Linked DNA regions of Homo sapiens: region 1 is linked to region 2. Evidence: read pairs that join two places in POLR2A ChIA-PET (ENCODE). Cell type or tissue: CD4-positive, alpha-beta T cell. All regions are shown on one strand.

The links. Peaks named below come from ENCODE experiments on the same cell type or tissue, not always from the same donor. Only the 100,000 strongest peaks of a DNase experiment are listed, where the experiment ranks them.
Region 1: POLR2A ChIA-PET joins it to region 2 with 8 read pairs; 3 of 35 experiments call an interaction of 5 or more read pairs at or near these places.

The regions. Positions count from the first base shown.
Region 1 is chr3:193,819,559-193,827,558 of GRCh38, reverse strand. No RefSeq gene overlaps it. Among named protein-coding and RNA genes, the nearest start is that of LINC02038, 20 kb to the left of the region's middle. RefSeq lists an enhancer at 7,500-8,000. In CD4-positive, alpha-beta T cell, no CTCF peak of the experiment used is centred here; no DNase peak of the experiment used is centred here.
Region 2 is chr3:194,301,979-194,309,978 of GRCh38, reverse strand. It overlaps LINC00887 (long intergenic non-protein coding RNA 887), which reads left to right. Exons shown (of 3, transcript NR_024480.1): 2 at 3,952-4,222; 3 at 6,242-8,000. Among named protein-coding and RNA genes, the nearest start is that of LINC00887, 6.8 kb to the left of the region's middle. RefSeq lists enhancers at 565-614, 2,168-2,317, 2,828-3,067. In CD4-positive, alpha-beta T cell, no CTCF peak of the experiment used is centred here; DNase peaks (open chromatin) are centred at 2,718, 3,198 and 3,478; H3K4me3 peaks cover 828 bases; H3K27ac peaks cover 442 bases.

The sequences.
Region 1 (8,000 bases), 480 kb after region 2:
TTTATCCCAAAGTCTTCTTGGCGATGAGATTTTTTTTCCTGCTTCAGATTTGGCATGCTTCCAGAAACCCAAGGGCCCTAAATCAATATCAAGTGACCGCTTCCAACTCGTAAGAGCCTCTAGGGCTCATTGCAAATGTGGGCTCTGGGTTCCAGAGAGACAGGCTTAAAGAAATTGATGGCAAAAATGGGAAGCTCTGTGGCTGACCTCAGTTGCAGGATCCGTGCTGGGACAGCCTGTCCTCCGCTCCATGATTTGTGAGGGCCTGCCTGGTATTGCTAATCTTCCTGACAGTTTAGTTTGAAGAGAAAAGGGGCCAGTGGCACTGTAGGCAACATCAGACAAGCCACAGATCTCCTGGGAGATCTAAGCTCTCCAGGAGGCAGATAACAACATTTTGCCTTTCCACGGGGTTGTTAATATACATATGAATCCCAAATACAAGAATGGGCTCTTCAAACTGGTTTATTTAAACACTTTTTCTGAGACACACGTTTCAAGAAGGGGATAAAGAGGGTGTGATGTGGATCCTGTGCTGTCTTCAAAGAAGGGAAGGTGGACTGCTATGTTTCTAGTGTAGAATCTGGCACAGAAACCACCCATAGCAGGTGCGCCACGGACCTGCTTTAGCTGGAAGGATCCTTTCTACATTCCTTCCACCACCTAGTGAGTGGCCACGTTGATGATGAGACCTGGGCCTTTAAAAATCCTCTTTCAGGTCTCCAGCCAACCCTCTCCATTCAACTCAGTTTCACAAACCTTTTCTTAGCAGCCACCCATTCCCAAGGACTGTAGTGGGTGCCGCAGGGGAGACAGAGGTGAAGGAGACACAGTCCTTTCTGCTGATTCTGCGGCTGAGTCAGCTGATAGCCTACGTCTATTTGCCAAGAATATGATCAACTGAGTGAAAACAACAAAATAAAAAACGCTGAGTTGGGGAGATGACTCGACTCGGGAGGATAATGAGAATGTCCAAGCTGTGAGTCCCCTGGAGGCCAAGGCAAGTTTGCAGCTGGCATGGTAACAGCAGGGTGGTTGCTGAGGGAAACTGAAACCATGTCACATGGAAAAGATTTGTAGGAGTGGAGGGCCTTTGGCCTGGAGAAGAAAAGCCTTGGAGAACAGAAAGGCTGGTTTCACATACCTGAGAGACTGCCATGGGGAAGACCCATACTTTGTTCTCTGGGGCCCCAGAGGGGGCCCACCATAGAACAGGACTATGGTGGGGATACGTAGGGGGACCGATTGCAGCTCGAAATTGCGAAGTCCTGTCCTTGTCAGAGCTGTCCCAGGTGGAGTGGGATGTACCAGGAGGTGGTGAGTTCCTGTCATTGCAGGGATTTCAGTCGGGGTGGAGAGCCCACTAAACAAAGACGCTGTGGAGAAGAACCAAGCATGGAGGAGGGTGGAGGGCCTGATCTTCTAAGCTTCACTCTCTGCCTGGGAGTCTTCGATTCCTCCCTCCTCTTACTATAACTTAATGAGCTGCTAACGCCAACACCTGGCTTCTTATTCAAACATGCTTAAATGTGAACGGGGAAGACTGGCATCAGAGGTGGGCAGATTAACAACAAACTCCCTCAGGGGTCTCCAAAATGAGAGAGAAGGGACAAAGGCAGAATCGTTCTGCGTGCCTGCAAGTTGGATTTGGAGTCTCCACACTGTGCCTCTGGCCGTTGAACAGAAGAGGGGTCTCTTTGCTGTGTCTTTAGCAAGGTGACAAGCAAGAGAGCTGGGTAGCACAGCCTGGGGCTCACAGGCAGCAGATCACCTTCAGCTCCCCAGGCCCCTCTGTCATGGACTCAGGCCACTGCTGGGACTCAGTCACCAGGACAGGGAGAGCCCAGAGGGCACTGCTCCACAGGGTGGGCACAGCAAACAGCCCTTCCCCACACTCCCACTCTTCCCGGCAGAGAGGGTGCCTGCGGTGTGACTCGAGGGAACTCGGCCTATTCATCTCACCCGCTTCTGCCTATCTCTCCACACACACTTTTGTCATTGTTAAAACCATGAGCAGCTTTTTCCTGATATCACAGTCTAGGAAATCGATGCCTCGTTCAGTGAGCCAGCACTTGCTGTGCTCTTGCCACAGGTTGGGACTGTGTGGATGGATGCCCCATTGCTTAGGGAGCACAGAGGAGGGACCTAGCTCGGGCTGGGGCTTTACAGAAGGCTTCCGAGAAGGGATGTCATTGGCCTGACTCTTAAGAGGAAGGAAAAGAAGAGCACCAAGTACAAATGATTAGCACTACTCATCAGCAAATCAGGAGACTGGGCGTGTAGGGAGATGAGGCTGAGGAAGTCACTCTGAACACACACGAGGGGCCTGATTGTCACCTGAAATGCCTGATGTTTTCCTGTTGGTTATGGGAAACAGAGGGATGACATAGATTGATTTATAGAGATTTTTCTGCCTGCATCAAAGGCATCATAAACAAGAGGGTAGGACTAGTGGCAAAGAAACGAGTCAGAATTGTTTAGTCGAGACATGAGAAGACCCTGAGCTAGCTCAGTGGTAGCAGGGTGGAAAGGAAGGGACCAAAAGGAGAAATATTTTGGATTTAAAAATTAACAAGACTGTCCAACAAATAGAAGATACAGAGACAAATGATTCAATAAGGCAAGGGTCAAAAGACTTGAACAGGCACTTCACAAAAGAAGATAATGCCCAATTAAGCACATGAAAGAGTGTTCAACATTAAATATCAGGGAAATGCGAGTTAAAACTACAGTAAGACAGCAGTTCATACCCCTTAGAATGGCTAAAATCAAAACAAATGATCATACCAAGTGCTGGTGGGAATGTGAGGAACCTGGAACTCTCATGCACTGCTGGTGGGAGAGGCCAATGGCAGAAACTCTTTGAAGGACTCTGAGAGTGTCTTATAAGTGTACATCTACCCTATAAGCAAGCAATTCCACTGCTAGGTATTTGCCCAAGAAAACTATGTTTATACAGACTTGTATAAGAAAAATATGTTCCCAATAAAATTGTAAAGAATGTTTATGGCAGTCTTATTCAAATATTGAAGAACTGGCAGCAACCCAGATGTCCACCAGGAAGTACATGGATAAACAACCTATGGTATGTCCATATAATGGAATATCACTAAGCAATAGAAAGGAACAAACTATTTATATATTCAGTGTAACATGGATGACTGGCAAAACCATTATGGGAAGTGAAGGAAACCAGACCCAGAATAGTACACACTGTATGATTCCATTTACATGAAATCCAAATGTAGACAAACGAATATATAATGTTAGACACCAGTTTGTGGGTTTATGTAAGTGTTTTGGGGTGTTAGGTGGGGGGTTGTTGACCAGTTAGAGGCATGAGGGAACTTCCTCAAAGAATAGAAATGTCTTATATTTTATTTTGAGGATTATGACATGAATGTGTATGATTGTCAAAATTAATCATACTAAACATTAAAACCTGAGCATTTTTTTCTATGTAAACTTTATTTTAAAACAAAAATAAAATAAAAACCAGGTCTGGGTCTGGCATGGTGGCTCACACCTGTAATCCCAGCACTTTGGGAAGCGGAGGTGGGCAGATCACAAAGTCAGGAGTTTGAGACCAGCCTGGCCAACATGGTGAAAACCCGCCTCTACTGAAAATACAGAAATTAGCTGGACACGGTGGCAGTGCATGCCTGTAATCCCAGCTACTCAGGATACTGAGGCACGAGAATCGCTTGAACCTAGGAGGCGGAGGTTGCAGTGAGCCGAGATCGCGCCACTGCACTCCAGCCTGGCGACAGAGTGAGACTCCGTCTCAAAAAAAACAAAACAAAACAAAACCCAGGTCTGGTGATTGATATATATTTGACCCTCACATTTCTAGCTTGAATGTTTGTGTGGATGGTGGTGACACTAAGACAGATGAAGGATGTGAGAGGAAGAGAAGGTAAAGGAGGAGAAAGATGAGTCAAATGTTGTATCAATGGAGTATGTGGTGTCCATTATCACAGGCACCAGCTAATGATATCCTGAAGGAAAAAAAAAAAAAACACTAACAAAAACAAAACCACCTGAATCAATGAGTCTGAAGCTCAGAGAAGAGGTCAGGATAGGAACATACCCCTGACAGTCACTTGATCATTGTGAAAAGCAGGAGTATGAGTGAAATGATGCAGAGAGGAGCTCTGGCATTAGAAAGCAGTGGCCAAAGGCTGGATCCTGAGAGGCAACACTCATTACCGGGTTAGCAGAAGAGAGCGTTCCATGAAAGAGACTGCAACTCATCCCGGAGGCATGAGGAGAACCAGGAAAGGGCAGAACCACAGTCATTCAAAGCCAAGAGTTTTGTGGGGGTTTTTTTTTTTAATTCATTTGTTTTAGTAGGTGTTTCATGTATTAAAAGACTTTTCTAAACCAATTTACTGTGGCATAAATTACATGCCATAAAATTCATTCATTTGAAGCATATGGGTCACTGAGTTTTAGTGAATTTATACAGTCCTGTAACCACTACCACACTCAAGTTTTAAAACATTTTCATTGCCACAAAAATTTCCCTCACACCACTTTGCCGTTGATCCCTGATCCCAAGACCAGCCCCAGACAACCACAGATATGCTTTTATCATTAGAGTTTTGCCATTTTTAGAAATTTCATACAAATGGAATCATGTAGTCCTTTGTGTCTGCCTTCTTTCTTTTAACCTGTTTTTGAGATTTCTTCATGTTGTTGCCTGAATTTGTAACATATTTCTTTCTTCTGGAGCATAGTTTTTCACTGTATGAATAGACCACATTTTGTTTAACCATTCATCAACTGACAGACATTGCCATTGCTTCCATTTAGTGTTATGATGAATAATCCTGCAACGGATATTGACTTACAACTCTTTGGTAGGACACAGATTTTCATTTCTCTTGGGTGAATACCTAGGGGCAGAATTGCTGGGTTGCATGGCAAGCACGTGTTTACTTTTAAAGGAAAATGCCAAACTTTTGCAAAAAGGCTCTACCATTTTACCTTTCCACTAGCAACTTACAAGGATCCCAGTTTCTCTATGCCTTTATCAACACTCCATATTGTTTTGTTTTGTTTTTTAATTTTCCTAGCAGGCATATAATTAGATCTTATTGTGGTTTTAATTTTAATTTGTATTGCCCTAATACCAGTGGTGTTGAACATTTTTTATGTGCTTTTGGACTATTCATATATCTTCTTTGGTGAAACATTTGTTCATATCTTTTGCCAATCTTTTAATTGGGTAGTTTCTCTTGCTATTAAGTTATAAGGGTTCTTTATATATTCTTAATTCAAATCAGATAGTTTGCAAATATTTTCTCCCAATCCGTGACCTTTCATTTCCTGTCACTGAACAAATTTTTAAATTTCGATGAAGCCTAATGACTAAGTTTTTTTCTTTTATAATTTGTATTTTCTGCTTCCTAAGGAATCTGCTTAACCCAAAATTATTAAAAAAAAATTTCTTCACTTTCTCCTAGAAGTTTTATAGTTTTAGTCCTGTAATCCATTTTGAATTAATTTTTGTATATGGTATAAGGAAAGGGTCAAGAGTAATATCTTTTATAACTATTCAGTGATTTCAAGATCACTTATAAAAATAGACTATGTTTTTCCCTATTGAATTACCCTGGTATCTTTATCAAAATTATTTGACCATATAAAAGTAAGGATCTATTTCTAGACTCTCAATTCCACTCTATTGATTCATTGTTATCTAATACCACACTGTTAATTACTGAGTTTTATAGTAAGTCTTATAATCAGGTAGCATAAATTGTTAACTTGATTATTTAAAAAAATTGTTTTGTGTCACAGGACAAATAGATGTTTTTCCAAAGAAGATATACAAATGTCCAATAAGCACATTAAAGATGCTCAAATGTAACTAACCAGTAAAGAAATGCAAATCAGAACCTCACTGAGCTACCACCTCACACCCATTAGGATGGCTACTATCAAAAATAATCATAATAACATGTCAGTGAGGATATAGAGAAACTAGATCCCTTGTATACTGTTGGTGGAAAATTAAATGATGCAGCTACTTTGAAAAATAGTATGGTGTTTCCTCACGTATTAGAAATAGAATTACCATATGACTCAGCAATTCTACTTCTGCATATATACCCAAAAGAATCAAAGGGGCTGGAAGAGATATTTGTATACCCATGTACATAGCAGCATTATTCACAATAGCCAAAGGGTGGAGGCAACTCAAGTGTCCATCTACAAATGAAAAAACAAAATGTGGTATGTATACACATACATACATACATACATACACATACATACATACATACATACATACACACACAGTGGACTATAAAAAGAAGGAAATTTTGACACATACTACAATGTGGTTAAATATCGAGGTCATGTGAAATGAAGTAAGTCCATCACAAAAAGACAAATGTATAATTCCACTTATGTGAGGTAACTAGAGTTGTCATTTCCTTAGAGACAGAAATTAGAATGATGGTTGCCAGGAGTTGAGAGTCGAGGGGAATGGGAAGTTAAAGGATGTTGAATTTAGGCTGGGTGTGGTGGCTTACACCTATAATCCCAGTGCTTTGGGAGGCTGAGGTGGGTAGATCTCTGCAGATCTCTTGAGCCCAGGAGGCAGGCGGATTCCTTGAGCCCAGGAGACCAGCCTGGGCAACATGGCAAAACCCCGTCTCTACAAAAAAGTACAAAAATTAGCTGGGCATGATGGTGCATGCCTGTAGTCCCAGCTACTCAGGAGGCTGAGGTGGGAGGATTGCTTGAGCCCGGGAAGTGAATGTTGCAGTGAGCTGAGATCATGCCACTGCACTCCAGCCTGGGCAATAGAGTAAGACTCTGTCTCAAAAAATAAAATAAAATGAAGTTTATTAAACATAGTTTGGGAAGATGAGAAGTTCTGGAGATTCGCTGCAGGCCAATGATAATATACTTAACATTGCTAAACTGTAAGCTTAAAAATTATTAAGTTGGTAAATTTCGTGTGTATTTTACCACAATTAAAAAAAATTTTTTTAATTGTTCTGTTTAATCTAGGTTATTTGTCTTTTCAAATGAATTTTAGGATCAGCTTGTCAATTCCTACAAAAATGTCTACTGGGATTTTTATTGTGATTTCATTAAATATATAGATTAATTTAAAAATAATTACCATCTTTAATTAAAAACATTGAGACCTCCAAGCAATAACATGGCATATCTCTCTGTTTATTCAGGTATTCTTTAATTTCTCTCAGCAATATGTTGTAGTTTTCAGTGTATAAGTCTAAAATATCTTTTATTAAATTTATTCCTAAATATTTTTATGCTACTGTCAATGGAATTTCTGAAGTTTTATTTTTTGGGTTGTTCTTTGCCGGCATATAGGAATACAATTGATTTCTACATATTAACCTTATATTCTGAGACACTGTCGAATTCATTTATCAGTTCTAGTAGCTTTTTGAAAATTCCTTAGGATTTTCTACATATATGATCACATTGTTCACAAAAAAATGGTTTTATTTCTTCTGTTCCAAGGTGTATGCCTTGTTTTTTGCATGACTTATTAAACCGGCTAGGACCCCCATACCATGTTGAATAGAAGTGGCGAGACAGAATTTTTAAATGAGGTTATTTTACTCTGTGAGGATCCCAGGTGGTCTCTGACAGAGCAGTTCCAATAGAACTGCAGGGCAGAACCAGGCTGCTGCAGATGAATATGCGAGTGGGAACTGAGAGAATTACAGCTGCTGGGTGTTACCACTCATGAAGCTTGACTGAAGAAGGCAGGCAAATGGGTAAAGCACATTCCCTGTTCTCAAGAGGCCCGAGTATAAACAGGGAAGTTCTAGACATGCATTTCTTCAGCTCTGCTGCTGCCTTCCTCAGTCCAGCCACCTTCTCCCACCTGGAACTTCAACAGCCACTTACCTCCCCTTCCGGTTTCTATTCCCCCGTCCCATTTTCCAGTCCATTCTAACGAAAGTCAGAGAATACCTCTTAAAGTAAAAATCAGATTATATTACTCC
Region 2 (8,000 bases):
TTAGCTTGCTCTCACATGTGAAAGGATTGCAGTTAAGCACAACGCAACCTTTTTCTACAGCTCTTAGTAAGATCTTCTCTAGGGGCCATTGTAAAGCTAAACCACGAAGCTTCATGGAGGGCTGAAATAAGATAGCATACACTCAGAAGCCTGGTCTCTTAGGGACCACCCGCTTCCCTGCACAGGGTTACTGTTGCACTGTCAGCTTGTGGCCCACTATGACCCTCTTAATCTTATTCAGGAATTTTTGTTTATAGGGAATCATCATTCTGTATGCAATTGGCTTTCCCTCTGAGTGCAGGATCCTGCACTTATTTTACACTAAGATCATTGATAGCTTGTGTTTTCTAAAAAAGAAAAAAAAATTGCATGCCTTACAACAAAGAAAATACATTCAGTAAGATTATTAAAATAGTTATCTTATTTTCAGGACCACAGGAAGAAGGAGGGAAGTAAATATACAAAACCTAAAACTGTTATTAAATTTAACTCTGAGGCTCTTGGCAGCCAAGACAAAAATAAAACAGGGAAAAGTAAGTGGATTTCTTAGGAGAGATAAAATTCACCTGGCTTTTGAGCTCTAAAAGAGATTTCCTAAGGGGCTCCTGTCAAGTGATACAACAGACCAGTGGGTTGACCCCAGTTTTATGCAAAATGGCCAAGTAGTTTTCAGCTGGATTTTTTTTTTTTTTGTCATGACCCTTAACCAGCATTTAGGGCATCGTAATGACTAGTCTGGGAAGTGAAAGTGATCTTGAGGGGTAGAATAGAATATAGGAAACTCCAAGAGAACTGATAGAATCATCTGGCCTGTTCATCATGCATTCCATACTTAAGGGTACTTTGAGTAGGATCGGGGGCAAAAAAGAAGAAAGGCTAACTGCAGAGGTATAAACATACAAGACAGGACATGTCTCAGGAATCATTAACGCTGCACCACACCACTACCCCACCCCACCCAGCAGAAAATGAATCGCCTCATGAAATCAGTGAACACCTAAGTTTTGGTGTTGGTGTTGATGTGCACGTATGTGTGTGTGTGTGGGAATGTCTGTGGGTATGAATGCAAGTCCTCTTCCCCTAGCCCAGCACAGCCCCCACCACAGAGCAAGAGAGCAAGGCTGTCAGCATCCTGAAATCAGCTCTTCTCTAGTTGATTTTGATAACCAGCCAAAAATGCAGGATCTTTTCAAGGCCTGAAGATCATTAACTCTTTGGAAGAACAACAGGAGAGTTTTTGAATGCTGGGACTGACAGCCTGTTGGTGATAGGCTTAATTACTCCAATTAAATATTCAGGAGCAGAGCCAGGCAAGCCAACAGAATTAGGGGAAGGAATCTTTGCTCCACGGCTGCAGAATTCCGTGCTAGACGGCATTGAGCTTCTCTAAGATGAACACTAGGTTCCCAGGCTCCCAAAGTCCTGACTTTTGATGGTATTTTCTCCCCTCTGGGAGGCACTGACTGTAAAAGATTTATCATTAACTGAGGACCTAGTGTGTTCCAGGGCTGTGCTAGGCCCTGGAAGTTCTGACAAACAAGTTCCCTTCTATGGAGGAAGTACAGGAATCGATTTCCCCACCCCACACTTATAATTACCAGACAGTGTAATCCCATGTGGGATAAGAATTAATAGGAAATCAAAGTTAATTCTCAAATTCTACTTTTCCCAGACTGTGGGTTTTCTTCCCTGGAACCGCAGGCCCAGTTTCTTTCTAGATCATGACTGGCACCATCACTGACCTTTGGGGTGTGGCATGACGTTGGCATATACGCTGTAAGTTTGGTTGCCACAAAGTCCCTTCTGAATTCTAATAATGGGGCCTTTCCTTCTGGGTGGAAAGTTTCTGCCATAGCTGGGGTGGGTCGAGCGTGGGCACTGAGTAGCCTCATTGGTGAGGGGTGGCTGCCCTTGCATTCTTCTGCTCAGTGGCCTGAGGATCGACCCCTGATAAGCCACTGCCCACAGCCACAGGACAGGACAAGCTTCCTGACCCATGTGGAGATGGAATCCATGCCCTATTCTCCTTTCATCGGTGCTCTAGCTAAATGAGCAGCTGACAACCCCAAACTTTATCTCACAGCGGGGACTCTCTGGCCTGTCCGAGATCTGCAAGTGGGGGGGATGGAGCTACAATCTGGGTCATGTGTTTATCTCTAGCCTTGGGGTCTCAGCCATTTCCCCCACAATACTTCAGTGTACCGCCATGCCATCAGCATCAAGAGGTGCTACAAAGAGGTTTGATTTTGTTCTTTTGCAATACACAGCAAATAATTTCTTTTCAACCCAGTTGTTCTTAATTATCTTCTGCCTCAAAACACCTGGAGGATTTTTGGTGCAGTCCCTGGTACCAGCAACAGCATCGCCTAGGAACTTGTTAGAAATGCAAATTCTGGACCCCACCCCAGGATTACTGAATCAGAAACTGGGGGTGGGAACAAGCGGTTTGGGCTTTACCGGGCCCTGCAGGTGCTTCTGGTGCAAGCTCATCTTTAAGAACCACTGAGTAAGAAGAACTCACCATGACGGGAGTTCTCGGTCAGGAGAGGCTTCCTGGGGCGTGTGCCAGAATCTCTAGAATTGAGGATGGGAGTGGCACACAGGTAGTTTGAAAAAGCCACTAAACTCATTATACTCTCTCCCCTGCCACCTTACCCCATTCTGAGAATCATTGATGTAGAAACTGATTTTGCATTGGAGGAAATGTCTCACCCAACTGCCTCCGTGTTTTGATGACTTTTTTTAAGCTTCAGAAAGTTCATTACACCATTGGGGTGACTTGTGTTTCACCTCAGATCTCCTTTCATGGTTGTATACAAAGAATTAATTTATACAAGCTGGGGCTTAAAAAGGGAGAAGTTTCCCCACAGTGGTTTTGTCTCGTTTGGCTTTTGCTGATTAGGAGTTGGTTGGGTCAAAGGTCCACCCTAGGAGCTAGAAACCCACCCTCGAACCATGTACCCCCTTGCCAGCTCCTGGGGCAGGGGTCTTCTGGCCCCAGCAAGTGCTCAGGTTAGGAGGGGCCCATGGATGGTCAGGAACGGCATGCTGCTTTGCTCATAGCCAAGCAACCGTGCGCATCTGCATGAGGATTTTTTTACAAGTTTCTTAAAGGAAACAGATGTCAGCAGCCTCTTTTTCATTGCCCGCAACAGGGAGAAGACACACCTAAGTTGTCTGAATTGCTTGCAAACAGTGGTAGATGTGGGCATTTTTTTTTCTCTAAAAAGATTATATTTGGGAAGCCACCCCCAGCATTTGAGGGGATGCTGGGCGTTTTAACAGTAAGGAGAGTTTACTTTAATCCACCTCATCTCGCTGCGATCTGCAGGTGTTCACGCTGCTTCTGCTTGCCAGGAAAACAACGAGAGGAAGGAGACTGGCTTCTTAGAAAGCATGTTTTCCTGTGGAAGCGGCCCACAAAACCTGCTTATCTGGGTGACAGGCTCCCCCTTCTCAGAAGGTGGTATTTCCCTTGTGGCTACACAGGCAGGAAGCAGGTGGCAGGGAGTGGACCCACAGCATCCCCCACAGCGGGCCCTGGGGTTGCCACCAACCGTGGCTGGGAGCTACTCTCCTTGATTGCTGAGTGGCTCTGTGGCTCTGGGGGCTGGAGTCAGCCGATGTGCTTGGCAGATCTGGAGGGTGGGGTCTCTGCTGACTGCGGCTGCTTGCTCTGGGAGTGGATCGGGGACTGATCCACTGGCCCAGCAGGAGCCTGGCTGGATCCCTCTTGCCCTGGGGGAAGGGAAGCCCGTTGTGTCAGGAAGACTCTGCCTGAACTCTGACCTTTCCCCTCACTAGAATGCAAGCCCCACAGGCAGCAGATCCTGTGGGTTTCATTCACTCAGATATCCCAAGCATCTTGAAGGGTGCCGGGCACACACTGGCTTCTCAATACATGTTTATTGACTAAATAATTGGATTCCTCTCCCATCTTCCACCCGCCAGCCTCCTCTTAAACATGACAAAGAATCCAAGGACTTGTGCTGGGGCTGTCAGCTGCTATTCTGGTGCCCTGGGGACGAAGAAGGGATCTGGAGGGAAGACTGTCACCCTCTTGCGAATGTTTCCAAGAAGCAGCTCAGCATGGGAGAGAAAAGGGGAGATCCCAGTTCCAGGAACACCTGGCCAGTGTTTCACCTGTTTATCGGAGTTGACAGGACCAGCCAGCCCTTTCCCACCTCTCCCCATCATGATGGATGGGAGCCTGGCCTTTGAGGTAAGAACAGATGGGGTTACAGACACTGGCCTTTGAAGACATCTGGAGCGACTGCTTCTCTGGCAGTTCACTTTTAAACCGGCACTTCACCCAGAAGTTGAAGGACCATCTGACAGATGCATAAGGGGTTTGGTGTTGAAGAGAGTTGGGCTAGAGAGTGTCGCAGAGCCCCGGGACTCCTGCGGGTTTAGGATTCTGGCTGAGGGAAGTGTGGCAGGGGCTCCCCACTCACAGGCTCCAGGCTGTGTGATCCGTGGCTGAGGACCCAGACCCTTAGACTTCAGGCACCCTGCAGGGGGTCCCATTTCAGGCAGGACTTTGCCTCCACAGCCCCACAGCTCTGCCTTGGACCAGAAGATTCCAAACAATTTAAACTACTAGTCATACTGATAGAATACTAGTAGTTTGCAAAGAAAAATATTCCCTGGGCCTTGAGGAAGCAGTTGAATTGTGATGGTGCCTATGAACATCCTAGGGCCATGTGTTGTCATTTTCAAGCTTCCCCTCTGCCTAGAGGTGACAACCCTGGTCCCGTGGTGCCCTCCTTAGTGAGCTTGGCAACAAATATGACAACATGAGGGTCACTAGGAAAGAGAAAAAGAGCAAAGAATAGATACAAATGTGATAGGGTACCCTGGTCTTCAATTAGAGAAAGCTGGTCATTTTACAAGAAGCCCTAAGCCTAGCCTCTTCTAAGCTCGGTGAGAGAGGCAAGAGCAGGAAAGAGACTGGCCAGAGGTCGCCCAGGGACCCAAGGAAGCCCTGAGATTTGATGGCTATAAATATAAGTGTATGAATCAGAATAGCACCGGGCAGGCTAGGCATGGTGGCTCACGCCTGTAATCCCAGCATTTTTGGAGGTGGAGGTGGGTGGATCACTTGAGCACAGGAATTCGATAACAGCCTGGGCAACATGGCAAAGCCCTGTCTCTACAAAAAGTACAAAAATTAGCTGGGTGTGGTGGTGCACACCTGTAGTCCCAGCTGCTCAGGAAGCTGAGGTGGGAGGATTGCCTGAACCCAGGAAGTCGAGGCTGCAGTGGTTGGTGATTGCGCCACTGCACTCCAGGCTGAGCAACAGAGTGAGACCACATCTCAAAAAAAAAAAAAAAAAAAAAGCACTGGGCATCTGGCCTGTGCCCATTTAGGGTGAGGTCCTGTGGTTTCAGGTACTGTGATAATCTGCCCATTTTGCCATTCATTAGCTCATCATCCAATATATGCCTTTTGAACACCTAGTACATCCCTAGCACTGTGCTCACACAGCGGGGCGATGGCGAACAAGAGACAAGGTTCCTGTCCTCATGGAGCTTACAGTCCCGCTTGCCTTACACGGACTCGCTGAGCCTTCTTCTCGGGTGATGCCTCAGCTTCCTACTTCACGAAGAAGATAAAAGCAATCAGAAGAGATGCTCACGAGCATCTGTCCCCACCTCACCCGCTGCCTCACCGCATGCCCGCGTTTTGTGTCTGTCCCTCTCCTGTTCTGTGGATGAACTTTTCACGCCATGGCTCAGGCCAGCCCCTCCCCCTGCAACATTCATCCCATGCCCTCCTGGCTGCTCAAGGACATCGCTCCAGTGTCTCCCTTCTGTCCCTTGCACCATCAATCTTTCCCTCTCTATGGGGTCTCTCCTAGCAGCATGCTACCATGTTGCCATCTCTCCCATGTAAAGATACCTTGTCTTGACCCCACTTCCTCCCCCAGGAGAATGGCCCCAGTTCTTACCACTTCCAAAATGATTGTCTGGACTCATCATCTCCAAATTCTCTCCTCCCATTCTCCCTTGAATCCACCCCAATCACACTGTCATCCCTGACACTGTTCTTGTCAAGGTCACCAATGTCCTCATTTTGCTAAATGCAGTGGACATTTCTTGGTCCTCATCTTGCCTGGCTGTCAGCATCATTTGACATGGCTGGTTCCTCCCTCCACGTTGAACACTTTCTTCACATCCACCTGCTTTCCTTCTCCTTCTGGCCACTGCCTCTCAGACTCTTTTGCCATCTTCTCTTCAGATTCCTGCGAAGGAATGACAAAGAACATCAAGGCTCAATCCTTGGAACTCTCCATCACTCATCTTTAAATTAGACTTCTCTGCTGACTCTCAGAGTTGTGTATGCTGAGAATCCACTGCCTCTAAGACATCCTGCTTGGCAGGTAACAGACATTTCATCCTGAGCTGAGCTCCTGCCCACCCCGCCCACACACAGACCCCTTCTTGCCCACAGATTTCCCATCTCAGCCAATGGCGAGTCCAAAAATCCTTTGTGTCCCCTTTGATTCTTAGGTTCCTATCTCCCTTCGACTGAGGCATCGTTTCCAAATCAGACACTTCTCGTCACCACTATTGCCCTCCCCTTGTCCAACCCACCTTTGGCTCTTGGCTGGAGTCCGGTGAGTCTCCTAGCTGGCTCTCCCTGTTCTCGTCATTTCCCAGTAAGTTCCAACCCTGCCTTCAGACTCTTCTGCACACAGCTTCCAGAGTAATCCTTTCAAAAAGTAAGTCAGATCCCATCTTTTCCCTCCCGTCTCACTCTGTCAGCCACATTCATTCCAAAGGACCATGTGGTCCATGTCCCTGTTCTCTCTGGTTCTCTCACTGCTCTCCTCTGTGCTTACTCTCTCCTGCCTCACAATGTTTGCACTTACTGTTTCTTCTGCTTGGAACTCTTTCCCTCCAAGACCTTTTTTTTTTGAGACGGAGTCTCGCTCTGTCGCCCAGGCTGGAGCGCAGTGGTGCAATCTCTGCTCACTGCAAGCTCTGCCTCCCAGGTTCACGTCATTCTCCTGCCTCAGCCTCCCGAGTAGCTGGGACTACACGCACCAGCCACCATACCCAGCTCATTTTTTTTGTATTTTCAGTAGAGACGGGGTTTCACCATGTTGGCCAGGATGGTCTTGATCTCCTGACCTCGTGATCCGCCCGCCTCGGCCTCCCTAAGCGCTGGGATTACAGGTGTGAACCACCGCGCCCGGCCTCCCTCCAAGATCTTTACTCACGTTGTCACCTTAGTGACGGCTCCCTCCCTAACCATCCTATTTAAAATTGCAGCCCGTTCAACACCCATTCCTCCTTCTCCATCCTTGCTCTGCTTCCTCCCTTTGACCTGTCACTCTTTAATCCAGTGGCATTCTGATTCAATGGTGACTGGGAGCAGGACCTAAGGAGGTGCGTCATCTGTAGAGAATTTGAAAATAATCGTGAAATAAACTCAAAGTGGGTTTGCTCTTTATGAGCCCCGCACACCAGCAATTCTAAATTCTGTTATCAATATACTTTCCTGCCAGGGTGGGCCGCCCCCACCGATTCTCCTCTATCTTAATACACTATGTGTTTCCCTTGTTTATTTTGCTTATTGTTCATTTCCATGCACTAGAATATAAGCTCCGCGAGGGCAGTATATTTTGTCTGTTTTGTTCACCACTGTGTCCCTCGTGTCTGCCACATGGTGTGTGCTCAGTAAGCTTTAGCTGAATGAATGAAGTGGTGGATGTCGACGTTCCCTTAGTTGGGGGTTATCAGGAGGGCTTCCTGGATGAATTGGTGTCTATATTGCCTGTCCTTAAAGAGGAGGAAGGTGCTCTAGGCAGAAGGAACAGCAGGTACAAAAGCAACTTGACTGTCAGGGTCATTAGCTAAGAGTAGGAGTCAGAGGGATGAGTGGGTGTCGTTCACCAGAATTTACCCTTCAAAATGTCAGTGCTTAGTAAATGAATGTGTTCCTTTATTACTAGTTGTTGGAGGGTCCTTGTTGACATCTTGCAGAGGTCTGG